Regions from separate parts of the Homo sapiens genome. Here region 2 is linked to region 1. A link is a loop called in an ENCODE intact Hi-C map of the cell type or tissue named here. Cell type or tissue: endothelial cell of umbilical vein. All regions are shown on one strand.

Region 1 (5,000 bases):
GGGCCAACGTCTCACTTTCTTCCTCATTGGGCTAGCCCCACTTGCTTTCCAATGACCTTACCTACTTTGCATACTTTGTCTTCACTGGGGCGAAACGTCAGCACTGGTTAACCAGAACCATCAACCCCATCAGACCTGAGGAGCAGGTGCTGAGGGACAGCAACGTCACAGCCAGGAAGACCCTTCCGAAATGTCAGATGAGCAGCAGCCCTACCCTGCAGGCTCACCACAATCCTTGGACAAGTTCACACTCCTCCCCTAAATGGTCTACTTCCACCCTCCCCTTTCTCAAATCCTCTCTCCCACCCACCTCAAGCTCTGCAGAGACCCACTGTTCCTGGAGAAAGGTAGAAGCAAAGTCCCTCACTCCTAGGGGTGGTGCTGGAACCCTCTTGGGCTCAGGATCTTGAACCACAATAAAGCCCAAAGCCATTGCCACCCCTCCTAGCCACCCCATGAACTCTAAACCTCAGCATGCGTTGCCAGCCTGGCCTTTATGTGGAGCAAAGGGGCTTCATGGAAAGTGATGAGAAAGCATCATTCATTTCCCCTACAGTGGGGTTAGTTCTTCCCTTTTCCCTCCTCTGCATGGCAGGCACCCACTGCAGACCAGCCACCTGCAGGGAGACGCGTCCTGATACATTTCTCTCTTTTCTTCTCCAAGCTCTTTTGTTTCTTCAGCTCCACCCTTTGCTGTGGGTTTTGGCCACACCCAGGGTGGAGCTAAGGAGGGTGGGGCAGCAGGATTCTCACATAACTTGGAACTTTGTGATGATCTGGAATCAGCCCTCTCTGAAGCAAGTTCTTTCCTCCCTGTAAGGAACTTCGTAGGTTTTTTTCAGAGACTCCTTAGTCTCTGGGGCTCTCTTTCCAGCTGGTCACTCAAGACACCTTCCTGAGCCTTTATATGATGAAGGAGCCTCAGACTTACTGTGCTGCGGAGTTTTGCTCTTCAGGCAGCTCTCTTGGGTGGGATATCAAATGACCCCAGCCAGCTTTCTCAGTGGAGCCGCCCAAATCAGGTCCTTGGGAAACACTCCCACGTTCCCTTTGCCCCTCAAGGTATCATGCAGGCCCCTCCCAGCAACCCTCTCAAAAACCTTCTCACCACTAGCCTTTTCTCAGCCTTTGAAACCTCTTTCTAGGTCAAAGATAGGAGGCCAGCTAGGGTCACAAAACCAGTCTTTGGCAGCCTCCTTCATAAGGGAGTCTCGAGCATGACTTGGGAATCAGCCCGTATCTATCCTTCAGCACCCTTTCAAAATCCTGCAGTGCCTGGTTGTGTGCGCGATGAAGTTTAGTGCTTCATGGCTGCTGTGCTTCTAAAGCAGGAAGGCAGCAGAAAGCAAGGAAACACTCATCCTAAAGGGGAATACACAACCTGATAATTTAACATTAGCAAAGGTTCGACCCACTCCTCAGGCCCAGAAAGGCTGCCCCATTGCAGGCTGTATGGGATTTTACACCACAATAGAAATGAATATATTTGTATACACCAGGTGTATACAAATAACACCCGTATGGTGCCCCCTGGCTCATATTAATGTCTAGAAACCTGCATGTGAGAAGAGGTGGTGATGATGACTGTGGTTTGGCTGGGCTGTGCACCCCACTTGCCTGGGGAGAGCTTTCCAGATGGTGAAGCCCCTGCACCCATCAATCAAGGTGCAGTCTGAGAACAGAAACCACTTGTTCTTTCAAGCAGAGAAGGATTCAGGGCAAAGAACTATTTACCAAGGTATTGCAATGGCTGGTGGGTGTGGCTGGAGGGGTGCCAGAGGGGGAAAATAGAGGAGGGTTAACTAGAGATGAAGAAGTCATTACCGACCCGGCTGGCCCCAAGCCTACACCAGCTACCCGTTGCCCCGGGAGCCAGAGGCTGCTGCTGTGGCCAGCATGGACAGCACTAAACCAAAGCCGCCTCTGTTCTCCACTGCTGGCAGGACCAAGCTGAGACCAGGACCAAAACTGTGGGATGTGTTGGCCACATACTTCCAGCCCCACAGCACACAGCAGGCATGGAGGGCGGGTACAGGGCCCAGCAGGACAGAAAATCTGCTGGAGCAGATTCCTGGGAACAGCGTGTCCCTCCTCTTCAGAGGTCTCCTCTTCTTTTCTGAAGCTTTACAGATAGATTATAGAAAATGACCAGCATGCATGGTAAGTCATTGACAAACTCAGAAAAAAGATCTTGGAGGAGACTCTTGGAGGTCACTCAGTCCCCCCTTGGCAATCCCTCTAGAGTTTCACAGATAAGGAATTAATAGTAAAAATAATAATAGTTACTTTTTTTACATATAAAATATATGTAATTTTATATGTAAAAATTTACATATAAAATATTTCTTAGACACTTAGGGAACTCTACCTCATTTATTTCCCAGGACAATCCTATGAGGTGATTACTCTAATTGCCTTTATGTTACAGATGAGGAAACTGAGACTCCAAGAGGCCAACTCACTTGCCTCAGATGCCCTGGCCAGGAGGGGACAGCCTCAGCAGGACAGTCCATGCTAGATGACCCCTGGTCTGGCATGATTTCCATTACGCCAGTGCATTGCATAGCAGACAAGCTCAATCGGAAATGCTCTCCTAGACCCAGGCTTAGGGTCTGAAAGGTGGTTACAGACCATTACAGACCACTTTTCCACTTTTCAAGTTGAAAAGAGCCATTGCTTTGAAAATACTTGTGGATTAGATTGAAATGCCAACGGCAGAGTATGAAGACCAGGCCACAAAAGGAAAGGTTCATTCACCTTGCGCCCTCTTGTGGAGAAGAAGGCAAAGAATACTATAATACTACCTCAGAAAACGGGAATTTAGTTCATCCTCTTCCTCTAACATACAGTTGCAATACAATGTAATGATATGTCTTCATCATAGTATGATTTTGCAAATTTTTTCACAAATGAACCAGGTAGATTGTATTGTATAATTATTTTTCCTTGTCTGGAAACATCCTTCTGTGTTTTTGCTCCTGAAAAATCATAACCTTGCTTTATTTTTTTGCTTAGTTTTCTAGGTACTTATCAAAATTAATGCTTAAAATCTCTACTGAAGCTGTATGGTCCTCTCAATATTGTTAAACAAGTCTGAATTCTCCAATAATTCTCCTTCTGAAAAATTACTGGAGTTATTCTCAGTGCTACTGCTCAAATTGAGACTACTTTTTCATTTGTTGCACAGCTAACATCCTGGAATTCCACATTTGCATGTCTTTTGATAAATAAAAATCCCAATTTTTAATAAGCTGAATTTATCATTTTTTCTTTCCCTTTGAGATTAGAGTTTTAGTGTCATATTTCTAAAATCTCTCCCTATCCCAATATCTTGAAAATGTTTTTATATTATATTCCATCATCTTTAATATTTTGCTTTTTACAATTAGGTTTATAATTAACTTGAAAATGATTTTGTGTATGGTATGAAGTAGGGGTCAATTTTATTTTCCATTTTCCATTTAGATAATTGATTCAGCATCATTTATTGAAAAAAAAACTTTCTCCCACTCTTCTGCAAAGATCTTTGTGTCACATGTCAAGCCACCCATGTATGTATGAATCTTTTCCTGGTACCTTTAATTTCTTCCATTGGTATGTTTATTTGTCTTACATTAACACCATACTTTTTTAGTTATTACAACCTTTTAATGAATCAATGAATCTTCTTTTTTTTTTTTTTTTTTTTTTTTGAGATAACAGGGTCTCACTCTTTTGCCCAAGCTGGAGTGCAATGGCACAAATATGGCTCAACCTCCTGGGCTTAAGCAGTCCTCCGGCCTCAACCTCCCACGTAGCTGGGACCACAGGTGCATGCCACCATGTCTGGCTAATTTTTAAAAACTTTTTTTAGAGACAGGGTCTCTCTTTGTTGCCCACGCCTGTTTAAAACTCCTGGGCTCAAGCAATCCTCCTGCCTCAGCCTTCCAAAGTACTAGGATTGCAAGCGTGAGTCACCACGCCTGGCCCGTTTAATGAATCTTGATAACCAGTAGAGCAAGTCTTATCACCTACATTCTCCTTTCAAGAGTGTCTTTGCTCTTCTTAACTCTGTATTTCCATATAAATGTTAGTATTCATTTTTCAATTTCCATAAAAAGTGTTTCAATTTTTATTGGGATTACATTAAGTCTACAAGTTAATTTGGGAAAAATTGCCATTTTTACAATATTAGGTTACGATAGGTTACAATTAAGGTATAATCAGTCCATGAATATGGAATTCACTCCAGTTATTTAGGTCTTCTTTAATGTGTTTCAGTAAATTTTTTTTACTGGTTTCTCAATAATTTTATCCATAAATATTGTTTTATAGGCTCTGTTCATTTTTTTAATTGTGTTAAAATATACATGACATAAAATTTACAATCTTAACTATTTTTAAATGCACAGTTTAGTAGTGTCAACTACATTCACATTGTGCAAACAATCTCCAGTACTCCTGTAATTCTGCAAAAGTGAAACCTTATACCCATTAAACAACTGCCCATTGCCACCTCCCCCTCCGCCCAGTCCCTGGCAATCACCATTCTACTTTCTGTCTCTATGAATTTGACTACTCTAGGTACCTCATATAAGAAGAATAATTCAGTGTTTGTATTTTTTGTGATTGGCTTTTTTTCCCTTGGCATCATGTCCTCAGGATCACCCATGGTGTACCATGTGTCAGAATTTTCTTCCTTTTGAAGGTTGAATAATAGTCCATTATACTAAATACCATAGGTTGTTTATCTACTCATCCATTGATAGACATGTGTGTTGCTTCCTCCTTTTGGCTATTGTGAATAATGCTGGCTATTGTGAATAATGCTGCTACTAACATGGGTGTCCAGATATTTCTTCAAGATCCTGCTTTCAATTCTTTTGGGTATATACCCAGAAGTGGAATTGCTGGATCATATGGTAATTTTATTTTTAGTTTTTTGAGGAACCACTGTTTTCCATAGCAGTTGCACCATTTTACTTTTCTATCAATAATGCACAAGAGTTCCAGTTTCTCCA
Region 2 (5,000 bases), 180 kb after region 1:
CCCCAAATTTCTACTTCCAACCCTGACTTGTCTACCAAGCCCTAAATCTTAATATCCAATTTGTGTGAGCGTCTGTTCTGGACAATTCACCAATGCCTCGACATTCACACAGCCAAATCCAATTCGACTACCTTCCTCTATCTTAAATTTTATTATTAATCATGTTATTATTATGAATTATTAAAATAGAATAATTATCTTACTTTCTTAACTTTCCTTTTTGCCTCACACTGTCAAGACTAAGTAGAAATTTTAGGGCCAGTGTAAGGGACCAGAAAAATTGGCCATTCTTTAACTGTGGTCCTATTAAAGCATCATTTGAAATAACTCAAATTTATCTTCTTTTTCTTACTGCTGTTTCAATTCCGGTCTTCGCTGTCTTTCTTGTAATAGCTTTTCAGTCCTTGTCTCCTATCTCTCCTCTTATTCCAATGCATCTTTCAGATTGCTGCCAGAGTCTTAATATGAATTTGATTATGTAATCATGCTATTTTATAAATATTTGCTGCTTTGCCATGTCCACTGAATATAAGGTACATACCCTTGACATACCATCCAACATCTTCCTTCTTCTGACCCATACTCATGTACACCCCACATACTCAGGCACTAAAGGTGATATGCCATTTCTGTTATCCTATTCTGTCCAACTTCCTTGAATTTGCTCCGAATATTATTATTATTATTTTGAGACGGAGTCTAGCTCTGTCGTCCATGCTGGAGTGCAGTGGAGCGATCTCTGCTCACTGCAAGCTCCGCCTCCCGGGTTCACGCCGTTCTTCTGGCTCAGCATCCCGAGTAGCTGGAACTACAGGCACCTGCCACCACGCCCGGCTAATTTTTTTGTATTTTTCAGTGGAGACGGGGTTTCACCGTGTTAGCCAGGATTGTCTCGATCTCCTGACCTCATGATCCGCCCACCTCGGCCTCCCAAAGTGCTGGGATTACAGGCGTGAGCCACTGCACCGGGCCTATTATTTTTAATAATCTTTTTGCTTTTGGTTGAAATTTTCAGCATCCTTCAGGCCACATTATGTTATTTTCCTTGTGAAACCTTCCTCAGCTCCCTAGGAAGGGCTCTGCTATGATATGCTCCTCTTGACTTATTTATTTGAGACAGGGTCTCACTCTGTTGCCCAGGCTATGTGCAGTGGCCTGATCTCTGCTTACTGCAATCTCTGCCTCACCAACTCAAGCAATCCTCCCACCTCAGCCTCCAGAGTAGCTGGGACTACAGGCGTGAGACACCACACCCAGCTAATAAGTGCGCGCGCGCGCGCGCGTGTGTGTGTGTGTGTGTGTGTGTGTGTGTGTGTGTGTATTTGGTAGAAATGGGGTTTGCCGTGTTGCCCAGGCTGGTATTGAACTCCTGGGATCCAATACCAAGCTCAAGGGATCCACCCATGTCTGCCTCCCAGAGTGCTGGGATTATAGGCGTGAGCCACTGCTCCTCTTAACTTATTTATGTTAGTCTTCTCAGGACCTGGCAAAGCACTTTGAGCACACTGTTAATTTCTTTTTAAAATTAAAATTACTCATATTTAGAAATTACCCTTAAAAGGAACTTTTCATTACCATTTAGTTCTTTATTTGTAAATCTCCTTTTTGATTTCTTAGAAAACCAAAGTAATATGATGGTCATAATCACTTTGACAAACATTTAAAAAATGTCTACACTGTTTACATACAATTGAGGTACAGAAAAATTTAATAATTGGTTCAATACTCATCAACTAAGTGAACTGTATAATAGAGCTAGAGTGATGTTTCCTGATTGTACTTCTTCAGTGCTGCACTGCCATAGAGCCATCAGTGAGGACTAGCTGAGATTATGAGAGCCAACCAAGTCTTCAAGTCTCATTTGAAGTATGAGGTCATAACCTGACTCCTACTTGACACATTTCTAAGCTTAGTGGCTAATATAATTTTAAACAAGTCTCAAGTAAATTATTTGAAGTTAGACAAGTCTAGCCAATGTTTAAATAGCAACTGATTTCTCAGTATCCTAGGAAACTGCATCAAAAGTAGGGACTCAAAGACTCTTTAAATAGAGGGAATGTCAGGATCTCTTCAAGCTTCAAAATCAAGGGTACTATTAATTAACAGTTTGTGTGGGTAAGCATGACAACATAGCAGAGTAAAATTAAGAATATACACAAATGAATGCCTTTTGCTAAAGAACAAATCTAACCAAATTGAACAAAATAAAAAAGTAATTATCTTTCTAATCTAACTTGCCTACGATTTTACCATAATTTTTACTACTGTATATTAGTCTATAAAAGGACCCCATACTAGTAACATCCTACAGTTATAGTAAAATATATGATATTGAATGTCAATCTATTTCATAGGATAAATTTTTCTGTTTTTACAGAATTTACTTGTACAAAGAATGAATACATTAGCCTAAAAATCCTCACTAGTTCTTATAGTTATTTGAGTGCATTACTATTATTAGTATCTATGTTAATAATATATATAAGGCGTTAGTATTATAAACAGTAAAAAATCACATATTAATCATGTTTATTAGACTGAAAAATCATTAAGTGTGCAGGTAATAAGTGTTCCAGATTACTTAAGCATTTTTCAATATTTCATGTTCCCAAGATTCTTTTAGCTCTTTCTTCTCTCCTCTCTGGCTTGACAGGAAACTTGCTATTTTGTGTTATATTCACCTATTATTATGCATTAACAAGCAGGTGATAATTAGTGGTGGTATTGAAACTAATTGTAAAATGATTGAAACCATAAGATGACCTCTACTGCTTTAGAAGTAGTTTGACTGGAGCCAGTAAATAGATTTTTGTTTACCCTGCATTCCACAGTCCAAGAGTTCTGGTGGCAGTTCGGCGACTGTTTTTCGTCACAAAGACTGTTGCAGGATTCGAGACATTGCCCTAGAACATGCTGCCCCCTGTTGGCCATTTAAAGCAGGGCACGTTCAGAAGGATCCTAGCGGAGCCTGCAGTGTAATTTCTCATTCCCAGTAACACATAATTTCTGGACATAGAAATTTGGATTTTAAATGTCTAAAGGCTTTATCAAATATTTTAATTATAAATAAAAATTATATAACATCCTAAGGAACCAAATAATCTTGAATACTTTCTACAAAATACTTGAATATAAAGATGCTGTAAAAGAATAAATTTTATGGCCGAGTGCAGTGGCTCACTCCTGTAATCCCAGCACTTTGGTAGGCCGAGGCCGGCGGATCACCTGAGGTCAGGAGTTCGAGACCAGCCTAGCTAAGATAGTGATACCCCGTTTCTACCAAAAATACAAAAAATTAGCCGGGCGTGGTGGCGAGCACCTGTAATCCCAGCTACTCGGGAGGCTGAGGCAGGAGAATTGCTTGAACCTGGGAGATGGAGGTTGCAGTGAGCCGAGGTTGCACCATTGCACTCCAGCTTGGGCAACAAGAGCGAAACTCCATCCAAACAAAAACAAAAAACAAACAAAAAAAACCAAATTTTATTATAGCTACTTTTGAGTTATATGAACAGAGAAAGAAAATTAGCCCTGAAGAATTTGTTTACTAGAATTTTACAGTGAATCTCCTAAGGCTGAATTTCTCGTAAACTTATTTAGTCTTATAAATTCAGCATCACTTATTAAGTGATGGTGTATGTGAAAACTAAATAACTTTGGCCTAAATGAAAATGTTGGGTATTTAAAATGTCATTAATATACAAAATATTACTATGTCTTAATTTTTAAATACTTAATTAAATTCAAAAAATGTTTATTGAGCATCAATGAGCCAGGCACTGTACTAGGTTCTGTGAATACCACAGTACCAGTTGACCCTTGAACAACTTGGGGGTTAGGGGAACTCATACACCTACATATAGGTAAAAAATCTGCATATCGGCCAGACACAGTGGCTCACACCTGTAATCCCAGCACTCTGGGAGGCTGAAGTGGGGGTATTGCTTGAGTCCAGGAGCTCAGGACCAGCCTGGGCAACATAACAAAACCCCATCTCTACTAAAAATATAAAAAATTAGCCAGGCGTGGTGGCACACACCTGAGTACCAGCTACTTGGGAGGCTGAGGTAGGAGAATCACCTGAGCCTCAGAGGTTGAGGCTGCAATGAGCTGAGATCACGCCACCACACTCCAGCCTGGGTGACAGAGAGAGAACCTGTCTCAAAAAAAAAAAAAAAAGCATATAATTTTTTTTTTTTTTTTTGAGACAGAATCTCACTCTGTTGTCCAGGCTGGAGTGCAGTGGCATACCATAGCTCACTGCAGGCTTGAACTCCTGGGCTCAAATGACCCCCCTGCCTCAGCTTCTGAGTAATTGGGATTATAGGTGTGTACCACCAGGCCAGACTGACATATACATATACATTTTTTGTGGGGAGAGTGATGGGGGAGTCTTGCTAAGTTGCTCAGGCTGGTCTTGATGTCTGGCCTCAAGTGCTCCTCATGCCTTGGTGTCAGCGTCCCAAAGTGCTGGGATTACAGGCATGAACCACAGTGCCCCAGCCCACAGTCGACTCCCCCCAAACTTAACTACTGATAGCCTACTGTTGGCTGCAAGCCTTGCCCATAACATAAACAGTTGATTAACATATATTTTGTATGTTATATGATTATATACTGTATTCTTATAATAAAGTAAGCTAGAGAAAAGAAAATGTTATTAAGAAAATCATAAGGAAGAGAAATATATTTACTATCCATTAAGTGGAAGTGGATCATCATAAAGGTCTTCAACCTTCTCATCTTCATGTTGAGTAGGCCGAGGAGTAGGAGGAAGTGGAGGGGTTGGTCTTGCTGTCTCAGGGATGGCAAAGGTTGAAGAAATCCACATATAAGCAGGCCCACAGAGTTCAAAAATTGTTTTTTGTTTAAGGGTCAACTGTAAATAAAAGACACATGGACTGGGCCTCTAGAATCCATCTAGGGTAAGACAGAGACATCAAGAGTATTCTAGAACAACAAAAGTAGGTAGAGTTTAGAGTGCTTGGGAAGAATTGAGGAAG

The links. A loop is a pair of places that touch in the nucleus more often than their neighbours do. Peaks named below come from ENCODE experiments on the same cell type or tissue, not always from the same donor. Only the 100,000 strongest peaks of a DNase experiment are listed, where the experiment ranks them.
Region 2: it touches region 1 in a loop (10-fold over the local background); 11 of 110 quality-filtered maps call a loop at or near these places.

What each region holds. Positions count from the first base shown.
Region 1 is chr18:35,405,833-35,410,832 of GRCh38, reverse strand. LOC105372063 (a long non-coding RNA gene) reads left to right here and starts at 1,759. Exons shown (of 3, transcript XR_935376.3): 1 at 1,759-2,160. In endothelial cell of umbilical vein, a CTCF peak has its summit at 2,771 (motif pointing left); a DNase peak (open chromatin) is centred at 2,742; H3K27ac peaks cover 298 bases.
Region 2 is chr18:35,229,076-35,234,075 of GRCh38, reverse strand. No RefSeq gene overlaps it. Among named protein-coding and RNA genes, the nearest start is that of ZNF397, 9.5 kb to the left of the region's middle. In endothelial cell of umbilical vein, a CTCF peak has its summit at 2,919 (motif pointing left); a DNase peak (open chromatin) is centred at 2,885.